2 separate regions of the Mus musculus genome follow, and region 1 is linked to region 2. Evidence: chromatin loops called from intact Hi-C (ENCODE). Cell type or tissue: gastrocnemius. All regions are shown on one strand. Each heading gives the region's core, and the rest is flanking DNA. Links, peaks and the distances in the headings are about the cores only.

Region 1 (8,000 bases), core at 1-8,000, 99 kb after region 2:
TCAGACTAATCTCTAACACTCGAGGGATCCTTTTTTAGCAGTTCTTAACCTTAAAGCTAATGATTTTCCCCCGTGGTGTGGAGGATTACTGTGGCCCCTGTTCCCTAATGTCGAAGGCTCATAATGATCCCTCCATCTCTTAATAAATTTAACTCAATCCGACTTTGAAGCTTTAAAAAGCAACAGCCCAAAAGTCCCAGCTTCCTGGAGCAGTAACTCACGGCCTTCAAAGGCCCCGCATGCTCCACCCGGCGAGGAGCCCCAGCCTACAGATCTGGTTCATGGTGCCCTGAACAAACTATTCCATCTGTGTGCAGCACCGACTGTCAGCTGACCCCACCCCACCAGCCTCCCAACATCCTCCTACCACAGGTCACTTAACAACCTCCCTAATAACCTCTCAGACTTGAACAGGACTCACACTACAAAAGGCCTTGCCATTTCAGGTAGGCTGAGAAGCTCTCAGTTAGGACAAAGGGGAGGTTCTGGCCTGGTAGATAGAGCCTCAGTCTCTGCATCTTTGGTTTCCAGCCAGCTTGCTAACCCTAATGGCTTCCCACTGAAGAGGCAGGCGCTTGCGGGGCAGAGCAGTTAATGCACGCACAGGGCTCTGCCCCGGTCCTAAGTCACTACAGTCACCACGGAGGTGCTCACGGGAGAGCCAAGGAGGAGAAACGCTGACCGCCAACCGCCGCTCAGCCAAGGAGTAGCTGACCTTTGAGAAGGATCTGACGGTGCCCGGTGCCCGTGATTATGCCTGGCTTAGCAGTTCCTCGGCCACATGGCCAGAGAGTCCTGGCTGCTGTCCCCGCGCACTGTGGCAGCCAAGCGTGTTTAGTGAACCCAGCAGAGTGATAAACTATGTTAGTGTTAATACCTCTGATCCCCACCCCCTCTTCAAGTGTTGGTATTTTAAGCATCCTTTTGATGTGCTACAAGCCCTTAATAAGAACAATCCAATAAACACACTGGGTTTAAGGCAGAAATGTTAGCACAAGTCCCAGGACTCTGATCCCTTCTGCTTGGTGGACTACCCCTCCAGAAATATGTCACATGCAACCTGATAAGTAGGTGTGTTGAGGTGGGGGTGGGGTGGGTAGGTGGCTCGGAGAAATGCCCTGGAGGCTCAGTTTCAGCCTTGACTGGATCTAGCTACAGTCTGGCTCCAGCTAATACCTAGTTAGATCACCTCAAACATTTTCCAAAACAGCCCTGGTTTCCTGGGGCCGATGGATGCAGCAGTTCGTTTGTTTATCTGGGGCGAGCAGTGGCTTGTGGAGAGGGCCATATTGTTCCTCCACTGGCAAGTTCCTCTGTGGCTTTGACACATGGCTCCCTCAGGACTTCCCCAGTCTCCTAGGACTAGGGGCTGGGCCAGCAGGGGCTCTCAGGAATGTCTATTGTGTCAGATAAGGGGTGGGTAGATGGCCCTGCCCACTGTGGAGGTAGGAAGAAAACACATTTACTCCCGTGTCACTTGTGGGCCCTGGGTCCTCAGAGTCAGTCTGGCGGGCTGCAGGGCTGGGCGGGGGAATGGCTGACAGCTTGGTTATTGGAAAGCTCCCATCCTTGGCCTAGGGACTTTGTTTGGTTTCTATGGTGACCTTCACTACAAGGGCCTGACTAAAGCTGAAGGAATGTGTTACCTAAAACCATCTCCCTACAGTGCTCATGGTGGTCCATCCCTCCCCACCCCAGATTCCTCTCCCTCCTGGTCAGGCTTCTCAGCTGCTTCAAAGATGGGAAGGACCAGCAGAGACAACTCTGGGCCTGCTGAAATTCTCCCATTCCCCACAGGAAGCCTGTGGGCCGCCTGGCCGTGGGCCTCCTGGTACATGTGTCCAGGGCTTAGTGGAAAGCCCAGAGGGTTTCAGGAAGCTGCTAGGGATATCTGGTTCCCATCACACCAGGTTCATACTGTCCCCGTGGAGGAGTCAGTCTGCCTCCTCACGTTTCTGCATTTTTAAACCTGAGCCGGGCTAACCGAAGGCCGTCCCTCAGCACGGGCCGGGCATCAAGACCCCTGCACTTGGCTTCCTAATCCCCAAGTAAGAAGGGTCTTCAGAAGCTGGACTCACCAGAGGCCGGGTTCTACCTTGCGTGCCCGTGTGGGGACAGTGACTGCTCCCCTGTGTCACTCACAGCCCAGCCTCATCCGGATCCCCTTCCTTCAAGCTCCTGGCTCACTCACTAAACATTGTCAGTGCCAGGTGTCGACGGAACTTTGTGGCCTCCCCTCCACACCGGGACCTCAGACACAGAAGTCCACCAACCAGGGACCTTCAGTCCGTGTCTCAGCACACTTGAGAAGCAGAAGAGTCAGGGCAGGTTGTTAAATTTATTTTATTTAAAGAGGAACACATTGCTGCCGGTGGCACCTAAGTGATAAACGTGACTCAGGGCAGTGACCTGACTTGGCTCTCCTACTAGGATAAACTTAGAAGATGGGAGTCTGCTTAGCGGTCAGCATCCTCCTTTGTCTAGGCCTCTCCCAAACAGTAGCAGGCAAAGCAACCATCCCTACACTGACCTGCTGGCTTCTGTCCTCCATGTGCGACAGTCCTTGGGTCCACTGAACTGACTGATGACTCTGCAGGAAAGGGGGCGCCTCTAGAAGGCCTGGCCACCAGGATAGCCGCTGCAAGGTGGCTTGGTGGGAGACAAGCCATGTCACAGGCCTGAGAATACACTTTGCTGGGGCTGATGAGGCCAGGCCGTGGCAGGTTGGTCTGTTGTTTTGCTGAGCAATATTTACTGGACTGGTGGTTTAATTAGTTGCTAGCAACAGCTGGAGTCCCATACGGCCTGCTCTTAGCACGGGGCCAGCTGGGGAAGCGGGACACGCAGCCGAAAAGCAGTGACATTTTTCAGTGATCCCTGACCTGTAATGGATTCAATGACATTTCCTGATAATCCATGGGTTTCTGTACCCCAGGGTTTCATCTGTGGGGAACAGTTTTAATTTATTGGCAAAGGGAATTCCTATCTGTTAGTTTTGTAGCCTTTTAGGGCCAGTTCAGATCAAAGCAGAGCTGATAAAGACGGACTTCTCCACGTCATTGGATCCCACTAATTGAGCAAACCGAGTGAGGGAGGTCTCCACGGGGTAGATCACCCCCATTCCCTCGTGCTCTGCAGAACAGCGCACTGTAGTAACAGGGAACAATACTGTACAGGGTCTCACACCCTAGAGCAGCTTCTGCAGCTCCCCGGGTGCAGTCTCTGTCAGTGAGCAGTTCTCATGGCATAGGCTGCCCCCTTAAGGCTCTTCCTGCAGAAGCAGAGACACTATTTTCCAGGCAGCTCCACAAGAACACTGTGGGGGTGGGGGTGGCGTGGGGGTGGGGCAGGGAGGGGAAGAAAAGCACCAGGGAGTGAGGACAGTCAGGATGCACAAAGGCAAACACCCACTTCCACCATCACCACGGTTCTGGGGTCTCCGTCCCTTTAAGAACCTGCTGAAAGCTATCTCCTTGCACATAGAAAAGTTCTCACTCATGGGGCTCCTCCTGAGGTAGGGGGTGGGAGGGGGTGGGGAAGTGGGGGCAGGGGAGTGGTGGGCATCAATCTCAAAGCCCAAACCTCTCCATCTGCCTGTAAGGAGAACAGGGCACGTCCTGGGGAGTGCAGCTGGGCAGAGCAGTGGGGCTCACTCACACCACAAGGGAGTGAGGGGGCTGGCTCACACCACAAGGGAGTGAGGGGGCTGGCTCACACCACAAGGGAGTGAGGGGCTGCCCAATCCATTTCCAAGCAGGACCGTGAGAGTGAAGCCAGTGTGAGAGGAAGCATCTTTCCAGGGTGGCCCTGGAAACAAAGGAGTAGATCCTAGTGCACCTCACACAGCTTAGGGTTCAGGCAGACTCCCAGCAAGGGAATGGCCTCCCAGAGCAGGCCAGGGAGAGTGCACCGGGCCAGCCGAACATTCAGTGCTGAAGTCATGAGAAGATGCTGAGAGCAAAGTGGGAGAGCCAGGGACAGGAGGTGGAGCCCTGCTCTTCTCCCTTCCTATCTGGGTTCTCATGTCTGGAAAGGACTCAGGCCAAAACAACACTTAACGCTGCTGCGCTGCGCTGCACTGTGGGGCCAAGCCCCTTGCTCAGCAGTGCTTCTGGTCAGTCCTCACGCTGGGCACGATGGACGTTCCTTCCCTTCCCACCCAAGAGTTCTACGCTTTTTTCCTTGAGTGTTTCTTTTCCCACTTAGACCAACCAAGAGAGTAAATGCACGCCCAGGTAAGTGCAGGCATGAGGAGACACACAGAGCCAGCAGCAGTGTCAGGACCTGCCAGGTAGGTGAGGATAATCTAGGCAAAGCAAGGGACCACTGTGTGGAGAGCTCGCCTGGATTCTTACTGAATATACAAATCACAGGGGGGCTGCAGAGATGGCTCAGCAGTTAAGAGCACTGACTGCTCTTCCAGAGGTCCTGGGTTCAATTCCCAGCAACCACATGGTGGCTCACAACCATCTATAATGGGATCCGATGCCCTCTTCTGGTGTGTCTGAGGAGAGCAATGGTGGTGTACTCATATGCATAAAATAAATAAAGAAACCTTAAAAACAAAAACAAATAAACAAAAACCCCACAGGTTTGGGAAGATAATTGAACAGATAAAGGCATTCGCCAACTGAAGCGCCTGAACACCTGAGCGCCATCTCCAGGACTCACCTGACAGGAGAGAACTGGCCACCTTGAGGTGTCCTATTGGCATCCATGTGTTTGTCATTGCACACGTGTAAATTAAAAATAAATAAAATAAAACTACCACCTGGTATTACTGTATTCCACCTGGGCTTCCCGTTGCCCAGACCTGCTTGATCTGTGGGTTAGAATTTTTGAATTGTCTTATTAAAGTTGAATTGTCATTTCTCCAAGGCTGGATGGAGCAAGGCTCAGAACCGGAGCTATCTTCTAATTCAGGGACGAACTATCAAAGTGGACACATGCTCTACAGCTGGGACAGCTGGACAGCTGGAACCCACTGGGGCAGGAGAGCGGGGTATGTGGAGAGGACCAGACAGGATCAGGGACTGGGCTGGGAGTAGTTTAGATTACAGACAGCAGACAGTCTGGGCAAGGAGATGAAGGGAAGAGGCTCAGGGGGTCATCAAACATGGCCTCCCCCTAGATTTCCTCACAGAGCCATGATGTGGCTTCTGCCTTGGCTGACCCTGCTGTCCTGGTTGGATGACAGTAGGTCACTTTATGGTGGGTAGGGGAAAGAGACCCAATTCTACCCTACCTGCTGCTCTCTGACCCAGTGCAACGTGAACCCTGCTCCAAGAAGCAGGGCTTGCGGTTGGTGCAGTAAACATGAAGGGTCAGGGCCACCCTGAAGGGAAATTACTATTCCCCCAGCTTCCAGAAATGGATGCAGTATGGATGTTTCCTTTGCCCTCCACCAGGCCAGCTAGCTTTAGGATTTCATCCTTGGCTGGCTGTGCTAGGGTCATGATTAAGGCACACGCCTTACCAAGTGGTGCCCTCAGGACTCGAGGATTGGATGGAAGTGGTATACTGCACATGCAATCTAACAGTTCTCCCCTCTGAGCCCACAGCCTCTATGCAGGGCCCAGGAGCCCCACAAGTTCACCAGTCCCCACCAAGCACCCTCTGCATAACGCCACAGCCCCTTGCCCTTCCTATGTGTCCTTGTTGCTCTGCTCACAGTGTCTATGCAGTGGACACTTTACCCTGTGTACTGGCTGGCAATGTGTCAGGCTGAGACGTACACAGGCAGCCATGCAGTGACCAAGCCAGCCCTCCACGCAGCAGTGACCCCAGGAGACTCACTTGAAATTTTCAGGATGCTCGGTGATGGCCATATTGATGACGTCCAGGGCGTGCTGGTAATACTTCTGGGCAGAGAAGAGCAGCGCTAGCAAGTGGAGGGCATTGGCATCATCCCTGCACATCGTCAGGGCCTCCTGAAGACGCTCCATGGCGCTGGAGATCTGCCGGGAGAGACCGCCAGTTTAGGGACCTTAGACTCTGATTCCAGCAAGGAATGGCTCAGTCCTCCTCAAGTCAGCCTGGGACACCAGAAGCAAGCATCTTGAATGGAAAGAGTAGGGAGCCTTAGGTACAAGGGGAAGCCCCTTCCCAGAGCTTGGCTAATGGGGTCAACAGAGTCCACTCAGGGGGCGCTCCAGGTAGGTGGGACAGCATGACTAAAGCAGTGTGCGGCCCAGCTAGACGGCGGTCTCGGTTTTCGTACTCTGTGTTTTTCGACTTTATAATTAAGTATTGTTCTTTAGTAAGGTTAGACAGGGAAGGTGAGGCCAGATCGCATCATGGCCAAGGAAGCCATGGAAAGAGTCTAAGAAGTGCCGCAGTTGAGGCAAAGCTTTTCCCTCCCTCTGGTGGGGCAGACCTGCTGACATACAGAGCCCAAGTGTTTACAGCTTGGGTGTGCCTCCCTGGTGTGGAGCGAAGGACCACGGGCTCCCACTGCTTTGAGTCCTGCAGACAGACAGGCAAGGAAGATAACACAAGCCTGCCTCTGCTGCCTTACCAAATCCTCGCTCCTAGCTGGGATTGGGGAAAAAAAATCTGATAGTCTCCTCTGTTGAGGAAGCTCTATGGAGCCCAGCGTGTCTCAGGATGGATCGTAAGATCTCTGTGATCTTTCTCTGTCTGATTCTACCAGGTACCTTCACCCTTGCCCTGGCTGGACCACAGAGGTCAGAAAGTTCAGTGAATCTCCTCACATGGGCTGACCTGAGAACCCTCCACAGGGCCTGGGATGTTTCCACAGATATTAAGGAGTGAAGGAAATTCTGATCGTCACCAGTGGAAACACGCACCTACTAAAGGAGGCTGGGTTGTCCTGGTGTGTGCCCACCCTTCACTACCTCCTCCTTCTTCAGCAAACACATGCAAGGTGATCTCTTGCTTCCAGGGAACCTGGGGCTACCTGCCACCTGCTATCTGAATCAAAACAGCATGCTCTTTGGAGACTATTAGGCCGATAGAGAAAGCAACATCTTATTTGCCAATTTGAAAGATCTGGGCCTCTTATCCCCCGGAGCTCCTGCCTCCTGTAATTCATTTCCTGTAGGTTAGGCCCATGCTGCACTGGGGTGAATCAAGCTGGCCCGGTACACACAGCTGGATGTGCTTGTGTGTCCTTTAACCTCTTGTCTGTCTGAGCAGCCCCATCCTGAGGGGCTGGCCTTTCAGATCTGGTTAGGACAGGCTGCTAAGACCCATCAGCCTGCTAATGCGGGGCTCAGTGTAGGGGAGTGGTTTTCAACCTTCCTAATGTTATGACCCTTTAATACAGTCCCCAACTGTAAAATTATTCCATTGCTACTTCATAACTGCATTTTTTTTTTTTGCTGTAATGTAATTCTGCTGTAATGAATCGCAATACCTGATATGCAGGATATCTGATATGTGACAACTGTGGTGGTTGCAACCCACCACAGGGGTTGAGAATCTCTGATGTAAGCTAACTCTCCTACACTGCAGGCTCAGAGTACTACGGTGGCATCCCATCACCTCCCTCCTCAGACTGGCTGTCCAGCTCAGCTCAGGTTCCCAGAACGCACGCACGCGGCTTCTTCTCCCTGCTGACTCAGTAAAAGCTGCCCTCACTGCAAAGCCTTGCTCCTGTAGGATGCCTCCTCCTCAGCCACCGACCTATCCCTGGTGGTTGTGGACACCACGGCTACATAACCAGAAGAGAGGGCTGGGAGAGACTTGTCACCAGGCCGGAAGGAGGAGGGTTAGGTTGGCCCGTTTAGGCAGTGTGCCGGCTACAACAAGCCCAGCACATACCAGGCTCCTCCATCGCTCTGTTCATGCTCACCACAGCAAGGAAAACAACTTTACAGGACACCGATGGAGAAACACCGTCCCCTCTCACAATCTCACAGGGCCAAACGTTTTGGCTCCTGAGTAGGGTGTAGCGTGTGCACCACACTGCTCTGCTGGTACCTAGGGTGAGGCAGGAACACCCCTCTGGTCTGCATTTCCTCTGCAGTAGGATGTGG
Region 2 (12,455 bases), core at 2,745-10,744:
AAAGAAACCAAACAGTCTAAAGAGACACACTTTTGTAAAATAAAACCCTTGTTGAATCCTTAGGGGGAGAAAATAGAAACTATAAAGACACTTTCAGGAACAATTCAGAGAGGGGACATTGTGACCCAGCCCCCTCTTCTCTGTGTCAGCATGATGTGACACGGATGTCCTTTGCCTTGAGCTCTCAAGGTCATGACATAGTGCTTCACCACAGTTCCAAAAGCAATGCGGTCAAGTGAGCATGGAAGAAAACCTGCAGTCCAAACTAGCGTTTCCTCCATGTAAGGCAGTTCAGTTAGAACGTTTATTAGCTTCTCAAACCATGCAGTGACCCCCTCTAGTCCCACAAGGGGAGCCTAGAAAGAGCGACCGGATAATCAGTGGGAGGGAGAAAGAAGAGAGCAGTCTCCAGATGTCAACCTTCATGTCTTGAGGACAGACATCCCAAGATTTACCCACCAGTCTATAAAGCATCAAAGACACCAAGCGAACCTGTCCATAGAGGTGTTGCACGTATGACTGCTGCAGCTCATGCATGTGTCAGTAGATGGCAGAGGGGAGAGATGCCATGTCTACACCCAGTGTCCTGACCTAGGGACTTCTGAAGGATCAGTAACCTAACATTCCCTGAAGGAAAAAAAAATGAGCCTGAGATAGCCACCAGACCAGCACCACACAGGCCCAGGCGCACCAGGGAGCAAGCCAGAGACTAGAAGGACCCTGCCTGGCACTGCTGGTCCTAGGCAGGAGTGACAACCCTCTTGGGCCAGTCAATGAGTGGGAAAAGGAGGGACCCTAGACAACCACCAGACTGGTGCCATTGGGTCCAGACAAGGATGTAGCCTGAGATGGTCTGCCCCTTGCCTGGGCAGCAGTAGAGCTTTCCCTGGATGAGGGTTGCAGATGAGCAGGCCCTGAGGGCATGAGAGCCCAGAGCCAGCTTTGCCCTTGTCTGCTGGGAGGTGCCTATGATGAAAGAGAGAGACAACCTCTTCTCCTCCCTCATCCCTCACCATCTATGGTAGGCAGGAAAGCTGGCCCTGGGGTCATGAGAGCAGGCAATGTCCCTCACTGGCTACAACCAGGCCCTGCACCTCGCCTGGACAGCAGGGTAGAGCTGGCTCTGACGCTGGCCTTGCTGGTGAGCTGGTCTTGAGGGAGTGAAAGCAGGAGAGCCGGGGACCTGACAGCTCTGACGGCTCTCAGGCCCAGATCCAGGGCTTTCAATCGGGCTGCCCCAACATCTACCCCATGGACTAGCTGGTGGTCCTACAGAACCAAAGCTGCAGGATCTCCATGACACAGGGCAACAACTGGGTATCCAAGAGGAGTCCCTGTGAGGATCCAGTATTGGTAGAGTAGCAGAAACCAGAGGCCTGGAATCAGGGCAAGAACTCATTACAAAGAAATGTGGACAGAGGGTTAGTCTGTGGGATACACTGTCAAACACTACAGCTTCCACAACAAGATTCCCTTTCTCTCTTAAGGGGAGGATGCAAGGGTGGAGTGGGAGTCCAGGGGAGAGAAAGGAGTGGGATTGGGGTCCATGATGGGAAATCATGATTGGTTCGCAAAGAACCAATGAAAAGCTAAACCAAACCAAACCAAACACAAAAAAACCCAAGCCAGTACAAAGACAATGAGGTAAAGGTCTGAGGGACGTTTGCAGGCAGGTGTGTCTCCGTGCACTTATTTGCTGCAGTGACATAACACGATCACTCCTGTACAGACAGTTGTTCAGAGAGGGAAAGCACACTTTGTTTAAGCTTAATTACCTGGTGGCTAGCTGCTTTAATTCTTAATTTCATGATGATAATATATTCTCTAAGTAAGACTAGAGACAAAAACAATTAAAATCCCAATTTAAAAATAACATAATATTAGCCAGGCAGTGGTGGCGTACGCCTTTAGTCCCAGCACTTGGGAGGCAGAGGCAGGCGGATTTCTGAGTTCGAGGCCAGCCTGGTCTCCAGAGTGAGTTCCAGGACAGCCAGGACCACACAGAGAAAACCTGTCTCGAAAAAACAATAAAACAAGCAAACAAACATAATATCACACAATGATAAAACCCAACCCAAACCAAGCCAACCGAAACCAACAACAAAAACCGTAGGAAAGGTGGGTTGCGGTGGTGCATGCCTTTGATTCCAGGACTTCCAGCACTTCTGAGGCAGGTGGATCTCTGTAAGTCTGAGGCCAGCCTAGTCTAAATAGCAAGTTCCAGGAGAGCCAGAGCTACGAAGTGAGACCCTGGAGAGAGAGGGGGGGGGGGGGGAGGGGGAGGGGGAGGGGGAGGGGGAGGGGGAGAGAGAGAGGTTTACATAACTGTATCTAGCAAACTTATTTTCTTTGAAACTACTTTGTTGGTTAGCATACAAAGTGGTGTCTTCTGTGTGCGTGCATTCCTCTCTGTGTCTGTGTGTCTGTGTGTCTGTGTGTCCCTGTCACTCTGGAAACCAGAGGAGGATGTAGGGTGTCCCGCCCTGTTACTCTGCCTGGTTTCTTTGAAGCAGGGTCTCTCCCTGCACTTGAAGCTCACGCTTCAGTTAGGTGGGCTGACCAGTGTATGCTCAGGGTCTGTTTGTCTCTGCCTCCTAATACTGGGGTCATAGGCATTGTGGTCTTACCGGAAGTGATAGGTTTCATTTTGGCATTTTCATACACGGGACTTTATGCCTTATCTTAGACACCCTCCTCCACTGTCCCCTCCCAGTAACTCCCACATGAGTCCCATTACCTTCTATGTTTTCTTCTCTCTGTCCCCATGCCCCTCCACCCTCTTCAAATCCCCTCTTCATCTCTCTTTCATCTACATTTAAAAGATATTTGAAGAAAATGATTATTTCTCTTCAGGCTCGTAAGGCAGGGCTGGTGGAATTAGGAAGACATTGTAGGTGTGTGCGTGCGTGTGCGTGTAAGCCTCAGGCTAAGTGTGAGCCAGTACTCAGTAGAAAGAACACAGTGAGCAACATCAGCAAAGACAAGCACACGACAGAGGCCTCCGCACATGGATGCTTAAAGGAGAGTGACAGAGAAAGGGGCTCTTTTTAGGGAAACTGGAAAAGACAGGCCAGACTGGAAGGTTTGGCTCCGATTTGGGATATCGTTGTTTTAGGGCCACCAGGAGCAGGACAACAGTGTTTTCGGGATTTCTAGGTAGCGCCTACCTCGTGAAGGTCCCTCTGTGGTCCTCCTCTAGACACCCCCTCCCACAGGGCTGAGGGGCACTTTCTTACTTAGCTCAAACGCCAGCACACACACCTTCAAGGCTACTCTGTTGCCCCAGGGTTGGAGAATTCTCTGTTCTTTCCTCAGTCTACTTTCCAAGGGATGCACATTTGCTCTGAAGATAATGGATGCTAGCGGAGGTAATGACCACACCTCCCATCCCTTTGTCCTTTCTCACAGGGCTGAAACCACCCCTTTCCCCCTCCCACCTCTACCCACATCCCCATGTGCTATGATTTGGATGTGCCCTCTAAACACTTACATGTGGACACTTAACCCCCAAATCCATGTTACTGGAAATTGGAGGCAGGTCTTCAGGAAGTAGTGTTAGATCAGGTCAGGATGCCTTTAGTGGCTGTATAAGAAGATACAAACTAGTGTGTTGGGTCTGCATCACCCGGTGAAGCCCTCCACCATGTGATGACGACGCCAGAAGGTTCATATACCACACCAAGTGCTAGAACCGTGTTCTTGGACTCCCAGGTCTGGAACTGAGAGATGAACTTGCATTCCTTGTAATTTACTTAATCTGACCTATCTGCTGTATCAACACGCGTGCCTGTGCATGTGTGCGAGTGCCTGTGCGTGTGCATGTGTGTGTGTGTACTCTTGCACACATATGAGTATCTGTGCTTGCAGAGGCCAGAAGAGGACATTGGCTTCTCTGTAGTTGGAGTTGCATACAGCTGCCCAACGTGGGTGCTGAGAACTAAACTCTAGTCCTCTGAAAGAAGAGCTAGATAGAGCTCGTGATTGTTGAGCCATCTCTCCAGCCCTGGATTGACTCCTAAGTATTCTATAACAGCTCATGTGTGGCAGGCATGGTATTCAAGGCTACACTCTTCAGTGTGGGACCTTTGGAGGTGATTGGATCACGATGGCTCTGACTTCATGAATAGATTGATTCCTCCGTGGCCTCATGGATTAATGAGTTGGGGAGGTGGGGAGAGGCTTGGTTATAACATTAAGTTCTCTAAGAGCTTTGCTCTTTCCCCTGACGTTTCCAGGATGCTTTCCTCCACACAGGCCTGGAAGTGACAGAGACAAGTGAGTGTCAGCCCCAGCTGCAGCTGCCATGGTGCTTTCTTGAATCGAGGTGTTTCGTCACAGTGATGGAAAGCTAACTGTCGCCTCATCTTAGTCCTGCTTTGCCTCATTAAAGGAAAAACAGCGTAACCTTCTCAGCCAGGGCGACGAGTCTGAACCGTGGAAGAAGATGGCTTCCGTCCTACCTCCCCAATTCCATTCTAGATCATAGAAGAGAAATTGACTCATTGCATAGGATCAATGCCCTGGAAAAAGTAGGACTTAATTTTTTCAATTTGTTCAGAAACCCATAGACTATATTCAAGAATGGTGTTATGTGATGTTCTGTTTGCTTGTTTCACTGCTAACTAGCAAAACTGGGTAAAAGAGAGAGAAGCTCCGGAAAGGAAGCTATCCAGAGATAAGGCGGTATTATCTCAATTCAGAAAATGAGGAAGAAGCAGCGATGGGGAAGAACTTGCTTGTTTTTTTTCTTTCCCCCAAGATGGACAAAGGTAGAGAACTCTAAGATCTCACCGTGGGAACCAGACAGAAGAAAAAAAAAGATATTTCCAAGGCTCTGATACACAGTCTTCGCTGACTTTGCGTTTCACTGACAACTGCCAGGGTTAGGCGGAGATCTCTGTCATATTTCGGAAGACAAGTGCTCTATAAATAAATTGACTTGGAACAGTCTCAAATACACATAAACCGCAATGGCTTTAAATGTAACCCTTGACTTTTCTTTGTCTTCTTAAGAGGTCAACAAGGAAGATTATGCAAGAAAGGCGTTACCAAAACCCAACCTACGAAACCTGGAAGAGCTTTCCTATATTCTCTATTTAAAAAAAAAATATATTTCTATATACTTGTTAGCAAGCACTACCGCGTCTCTCTAGGCACGAGTCAGTGCGTACTTATCATACATTCTGCACCAATCCTCTTAAAAATTCCTTCCCTTGAAGAGGTGATTATTCATTTTGTCATTCAATTTCCCACCATTAAAAATTTCATATGTAAAATCACCGCATGCTAATGGGGTACTGTGTAAGGAGAGAATATTTTTACTGAGTCAGCGGAAAGACAAAAAAAAAAATTAGTAGGTCTTCCATCTGAAGATCTGAGGAGGAGTCACAGACAAATTTCTGAGGTATATCTTGGAAAAACTTTGAATTTACCAGAATGTAGTGCACTGGAACGGAACGGTGGCGTCAGATTCTTGGCTGGAGGTGCCCATTTTAAAGTAATATTCCCAAATAATGATATTTATCTCATTTGTGGGGTAAGGTTAATTAGCTCTCCTCCCTTTCAGTATTATCAGGGCACCACATTGGCAAGGATAATAGAAACAGAAATCTGAGGTTTGGTTTGGTTTGGTATTCCCATCGAGTGGGCATTCGTTCGAAAGGGTGTCAGCTTTGTTAGTGCTAATTAGAAGGCCGCTTAATGTCTGGTTTCCATGACTGAAAGAGGGCCCAGCTCTGGCTTCATTAAAAGATATGTTTAAAGGTGTGAGGGATGTCTAACTTAGGTAAAGGAGGTTAAAATGGACTCTCCGAGTGGGTGCATATAGCTGTTAGCACCGAAATGTTCTTGCTGAACGGGGAAACTATCCTGAAGGCAGGCTTCTTTCTGAAGTTGAGGTTTCATCTTGCCTTGCTTTTTACAAAGTGATTGCTCTCCACGGTTTGAGGGTTTGCATGGTGGTGCTTTTTCAACTGGGAAGTTCTTTCTGCCTTCGCCATCTTCCTAATTCTCTCTGGGCCGTGGCTGTTCCATCAATCTTCTCTGGGCACTGTATTTTGAGGATGGAATCCTTATTTTCCTCTCTAACCCCCATCATCCTTTTCTGGTTGTCTACTTTGGGCTTCTAATTTCAGAGGGGCTCCTTGGGGAGACCGACAGCACACACTCTCGGATACAGTGGGTTTGAGTAGCTTTCTGATAAATTACTGCTAGGAAAGAGAAGCGAAGGGTAGGCATAAACGGAAGCCCCTTTTTTGATTAGCTTGTCAGCTGAGCTGCATGGGTTCGGCACCGTGTAATGAAAAACGACCGGCCTCCCTATGCAGCAACGCTGAGAAGCTGGGCGCGCTGGGTGGGTGTTTACTGGGGGGGGGGGGTGTCCTTCAGTTTTATTTATTTTTTGTTTTGGCCCGTGTTGTTTTTGTCAGCAGCACCTCCATACGGGGCGGGAAGGTGAGTGTGTGCGTGTGTCTGTGGCAGGCAGGACGGGTGGAAGAAGGTCCTCCAGCCGAGCGCAGAGAGAGCCACGCTGCCGCCTGGCGCAGTTGCCAGGACAGCGCGGCGCGAGCAAGCAACGGCAGAAGCCGCAACCGCGTTCCGGCTGCGAGAGAAAGTGACGCATTGCAGGTACAAATCAGCCAATCAGCAGCAAGCTCAACGAGGTTCGCCTGGTCGACCGCCACCGCGGTGCTCCTCCGCGCCGCAAAGTAGCTCCTGCCAGGCGCGGTTCCCCCGGCCTTTTAACGGCTTGCCTGGGAGTGGAACCCACTTACGTCATCCGTCCCCCTGCTCCCCTTTCTCTCTTGCGTGTCTGCCCAGTGACTGCGGAGAAAGGGGGTCTCCCGGAGAGTTGGGGGGGGGGAGGGGGCGGGGGCTGGCCGGGACTCGTTCGCTAGGTTCCGTTATCTGGATGAGGCGGAGGGATCTGGCGGAGGGAGGCGGAGGGAGGTGTTTATGAGGAGCTGGGGGCGGAGGAGGAGAATTAGTCCGAGTGGAGCGAGCGAGTCGAGCGGTTGTCTGGTCGCGTCTCGGAAACCCGTAGCCCTTGCAGCATGGTGAGTGCGTAGCTGAGCGGCCGGCGCCCCGCGGGTCGGGGAAAGATGCTGAAGCGGATTGACTAAAGAGGGGACCTCCCCTCTCAGAACTGTCCTCGCCAGAGGGACGGCACCAAAAAAAAAAAAAAAAAAAAGCCAGGAGGCCCCCCGCGACACTTGTGTCGCAGGTGTCCCCCACCCCTGTCCTCTTGGGTTCCCTTTTAGATGAGTCGGGGGACCGCTGCGGGGCTTGGCCGGGGGAGGATGGATCTGGGGTGCGGGGCCGTGGGCTCGGTCGAGAGAGCAGAGCAGGAGGGGCTGCGGCCGAGGCGGCGCCAAAGGTCAGCCCCGGGGGCCGGATTCAAACCGCCAACGGCCACCGCCGAGCGAGCGCGGGCGCCAGGAAGCGCCTTTGTCCGCCCGGCCGCCATGCGCGGGGGGTGGGGTGGGGAGGAGCGCGGGGCCCCGAGGCGAGCGGGCGCCGTTAGCCCGCATCCCCGCGAGGCCGGGCCGGGCCGGGCCGGGGGCGCGCCCCGTGGGTCCAGCCCGTGCGGGGACCCCCGCCGCGGGGGTCGGGTGGGGTGAGCGCGCGGGGCCCCGAGCCGCCGCCCTACGCGGCTCGGCTCGGCTCGCGCCCCAGCTGCTGCGCTGGCACCTGCAGGACTGCGGAGGTCTGGGCGGCCCGCGGCGCTGCGGGGATGGGCGGGGGAGGGGACCCCAGCAGTCCCCCCTCCCCCTCCGCGCAGGGCTGCTGCTGCTGCTGCTTGTTCACTCCATCTGGTGCTGGCTTCCGCTACCCAGACTGGATGATTAATTTTTTTTTCTTTTTTTAAATCGTTGAAGAATACAAGCTTTTGCTGGAAGTCGGGCGCTTTCTCAAAAAAAAAAAAAATAGAGCTCGTAAAGGGAAAGCAACCGACCTCAGTTAGGGTCTCAAAGGCGTTTTTCGGCCCCCATGAGCTAGTGGAAGTAGCAATTAAGGGGCGGGTCGCTAAATTCTTGAGTGCTCAGGTGCACTCCTGTTCACCTCTACCACACGCAGAGTTCCTTGAAAACGACTTGCGTTTCAGAGTGGAAGTTGCCATCTGATCTTAGTTCTTACGGACAGTTCACCTATGCAATAATGGCCGTCAGTAACTGTACACTTAAAGAGTGTAAAAGAGAGCAGGAGATTTTAGAAAGAGCTTTGAAAAATAAGTCCCTCTTCGTGTTTTCTGTTTTAAAAAAATTAATGAGGACGATAATTTGCAATACTTATTTTACTCCCTTGCCAAATGGTTACAGCAATGGGTGTGTCCAGGAGGCAAGGTGACATCTTAAACAGTAGTTGGGAATCCCTGCCAACTGAAACCTCCAGCCTGCTTGGGTGTGGGGAGTGTTCACCTTGAGAGAGCTAGCCTTCATTTAACTTTGGTGAATTCTTTTTGATATATATTTTTTAACTAATGAATTTTAATATGCTGACTGAATTTGTTCTTTGTAAGGGGAAACACGATGTAAATTATAGGCAGTAATTGACACTCCAAGTTGTATAGTAACTTATTATTTTTTTAGTTAGCATAGGATTTAAATCTTTACTGGAAAATTAGAATTTATATCTTAACAGTGGTTCTCCCCAGTAAGTTTTATATTTAAATGTATCGTTGCTACATCGACAACTATTCTAGTAACTTCATAATATTTAAGACTTTAGATTCTGAGGACTTCGTTAAAGAGAAAAAAATTGTTCTGTTAGGTACCTATGTATATAGAACTGATTACAAAGCCCTTGGATTTGCATGCAGTCATTGTATTTTTATTGGGATGTCATGTATTGAAAGGAATGTGCTGTTGATGGCTGGGTGACACAGGATGTAAACAGTAGAAAATGTCTCGAGTGTGTCTAAGTCAGTCCATTAAGCTGAAGGTTTTTATTAGGCTCAAAGATAGGGATTTGCTTTGGCTGCATTATAACATAGAAACTTGTAGCTAAGCTAGAGTTGAGACTTTCAGTCAAGGCCCTGATTTCGATGAAGTTTTGTTCTCCCCTGGTTTCTTTTTTGCCTCAGATGCTTTTATAGGAAGGGTGCCATTCTGTCAGAATAAAGACCTCCTTTTTCCTACAGAAATAACTTCTATTGGTTTTGCTATAATTGTAGAAGAGATGATAGATGAAGCCTCGATGAACAGGATGAAGATGTGTTTGTGTTCACTGAAGCCATGGAGTCATACATTTATTCACATACGCTAGATTTTTTTAAAAAATCACTTTTCAGCCATTTGAGTGCTCGTGTAATGCATTCAGTTCAGCTGACTCTGTAATGCAGGTTAGTTTCTAAATGAAGATCAACAGTGGTAACCCAAAGTGCAGGATGTGGTTCAGTAGGTTGGGATGGAGCCTGAAAGCATACTGGAAGCCTCTGGAATGAGGGTCAGACCATCACAGCAAGCCTTGAAGAATGGAGAGAGCGAAGAACTAGTCATCTCTCTGGTGACTTGGTCTTCCCCTTAGTGTGATAAACACATGTTAATGAGCTTGTATTTTCCCAAAAGTATAATTGTGGTTCTAAGAAAATGGCACTCTCCATAGACAGAAAAAGTAGTTGAAAATACTGAGTGCCAGGAAGTCTTTGCTTTTGATTTTTAGGAGTTTTTATTCTAGAACTTATTGGTAAAGTTTATTTTAAAAACTTAAACTCGGAGCTAGAGAGATAGCTTAAGGGTTAGGAGCACTGATGCTCTTCTTGAGGACCTGGGTTCAATTCTCAGCACTCACATGGTAGCTCACAACCATCTGTAACTCCAGTTCCAGGGGTCCTAACACAGACATGCTTGTAGGCAGAATACTAGATGCACATAAAATAAAATGTAGAAAAACTCCTTAAACTCAAGAAAGAACTTTTCACGAAGCCTTGGAAGCAAAAGTTGAAAGGTTTTCAAGTTATCTGGGAAACGAGTTTTGTGTGCCTGGTTCATTCCTTGAAGGTGATTTGTGTGCACTGTTTTAAGATTTATTTACTTATTTATTTATGTAATTATTGTTAGTGCCTTGTCTCCCTGAGACCTTATCTTTTATGTATACACCTATAAGACACTTCCATCAGTCTTTGACCCAACCTATTGCAACTGAAATCTGTGGAGTCACTGGCTGAGTTCCTGCTCTTAAGACATAACGTGCATTCCTTCCGATTTCCACCCTACAGTTAAGCTTGGCATCTTTTAAGGCTCAGGGTGATCTCAGTTGATGCTCTTCATGCCTTTTGTTTGTGTGTGTGAGTAAATTTTCTTTGCTTAGAGTTACTGCGAAGGAAGCATGGTGCGCTGTAAGGCTTGGTATTTGTGTTTTCACCTTCTGTATGGGAACTGAGCTGCTCGGTTAATATACATTGTAGGTAATCATTAGCTGCATGGTTGGTGGTGTAGGTGAAGTTATCTATGAAAGGTTGTGTAATATGTCCCAGGTTGCACAGCTTATAAAACCAGGGTGTTGAGAGATGGGTATTTAGAGAGGTGGTAAAAGACACCGAACATAACTGGCATTTCAATTTTAAGTCTAACTAAACTTCTTGGCTTTTTCCCTTTTTTCTTCCCTTAGTACTATTAAGGAGAAATAAGTTTAATTTATATTGTAATTAAATTGGATATTGCTTTTTTAAATTAAGATCTTGCTGTGTTGCCCAGACTGGCCTCCAACTAATGACCACACTGCCATGGATCAAATCGAGTTGTTGAGGAGGGAAGTTACCTTTTGGTTCCTCTTCAGATTCTATGCTGTGCTCTAGAGAAATTCATGAGGCCATTCCTAAAACGGTACAACCCTTCCCTCCCAAAAAAAGGGAGTCTAATTGAAAAGGAAGCTGGTTTTATTGGATATATTTTTGTGTATAAATTATAAGTTTTTTGAAAGTTTTATATAATTCTGAGTTATTTGACATAATCTCGGAGTCAAGTTTGCTTGGCTCTATAGTTGTGTCCACATTCTGCCTACCCATTGTGTTCCAGGCTCACTAGACTGAATGCAGCTCATAGCACACCATGAACCTTGAACCTGTAACTGCTAGTCTACATACTTATAAGTCATTAATCCACCTTTTTGAACTCTTTGTAGGCTGACCAACTGACTGAAGAGCAGATTGCAGGTAAGAAATATCCTGCTGGATTATATCCATTGTGATTTGTTATAAATTGGATAACAAACTCAAGATCATTAAATGAAATGCCTTTGATTATGTCATGAATGGTGACAAGTTGAATGTAGCATAAATACAGTAGTTGAGCTGCCTTTGGCAGTTGTGAGTGTAAGCATACACACAAAATTTATGTCTGTGTTTAGAGAGAGGGAAAATGAGAATAAGGTATATCAACTGGTGGTGATGGTTTTATTATTTTGTACTTTTTACTACCATCCAAAATGCTTGTAACTTCAGATAATATAAATAATAAAGTACATGTTTGTGTGTGTGTGTGTTGGGGGGGGGGTAAGTAGTATGTATAGTAACTAAATTAAATTGAAATGTAGAGTCAGAAAAATGAAAATTGAATTTCCTTTGACTTTAGTCAGTTGATTTAATAGATTAGGCAATCCTTCATCTCTACGAGACTCATATTCTCCAAAATCTAAAACGTGAGTGCTAACATGACACCATTCATAGAAGAAGGGCCATTCTACCTCATAACAGATGGGTTGTGGTCAAGATGCTTGGACAGTACAAATACTGTATAAAAATCACTTGTAGTTGTATATAAAGGTATATATGACACATGAAATACTTTGTAATTTGAAACATGTCTGGTCCCAAGCATTTCAGATACACAGTGTTCAGTTTGTATGATGTATTGGTGAGTAATAGAGACAAACATAACAAATGTCGCTGGTATTCTGATTTCTTTTCAGATTTTATAACTCTTTATGTATGTCAATGTAGCAATTGAATTGATTTTAAAGACAGTGACAGCTATTGAACTGACCCTCTTAGGAGAAATAAATGAGACCAATGCATAAAACTTGTCTTGAGCTGTGTAACCTGCCTGCCAGGACTCTCGGCTTTATTGTGATATTTGGGACAACTATCTGATTGTGAAATGTGGAAGCTGCCAGTTGTGTTTTCTCTCTCTCTGTTTCTGAATACAAGGTCCTGCTCTGAAGAACTGACTGGCCTTGAACTCATTTAATTCTGCCTCTTGAGTGCAAGCAAGGGATTTTAGGCATCGCCATTATATGTGGCCTCCTAAGACTTTTATCAGCAATTTTAACTTTGCATTTTCTCAGTAATTCAGAGGCATTTGATATGTGTCCAAATGTTTTTCCCCCTCTGGTGCTGGAGACTGAACCGAGGGCCTTATGCATACTGGTCACATGCTGATGGTTCTACCCCTGGCATGTGAGTGTTTGACAGTTTAACTGTCTAGCTCGGGCTATGAAAGTCCAGCTGGTTTGCAGTT

What was found. A loop is a pair of places that touch in the nucleus more often than their neighbours do. Peaks named below come from ENCODE experiments on the same cell type or tissue, not always from the same donor. Only the 100,000 strongest peaks of a DNase experiment are listed, where the experiment ranks them.
Region 1: a loop joins it to region 2, with 5 times the contacts of the local background. A loop is called at or near these places in 2 of 42 quality-filtered maps.

Annotation. Positions count from the first base shown.
Region 1 is chr17:87,344,498-87,352,497 of GRCm38, reverse strand. It overlaps Ttc7 (tetratricopeptide repeat domain 7), which reads right to left. Exons shown (of 20, transcript NM_028639.3): 15 at 5,797-5,957. Among named protein-coding and RNA genes, the nearest start is that of Gm52284, 41 kb to the right of the region's middle. In gastrocnemius, for the core only: a CTCF peak has its summit at 3,259; DNase peaks (open chromatin) are centred at 756, 1,516 and 3,236; H3K4me3 peaks cover 1,364 bases; H3K27ac peaks cover 7,814 bases.
Region 2 is chr17:87,441,393-87,453,847 of GRCm38, reverse strand. Calm2 (calmodulin 2) reads left to right here and starts at 6,913. Exons shown (of 6, transcript NM_007589.5): 1 at 6,913-7,055; 2 at 11,122-11,152. The coding sequence starts at 7,053. It overlaps Gm26005 (a small nucleolar RNA gene), which reads left to right and starts at 492; the gene lies at 492-625. In gastrocnemius, for the core only: a CTCF peak has its summit at 6,539; DNase peaks (open chromatin) are centred at 6,937, 7,434, 7,714, 8,360 and 1 more place; H3K4me3 peaks cover 4,859 bases; H3K27ac peaks cover 5,103 bases.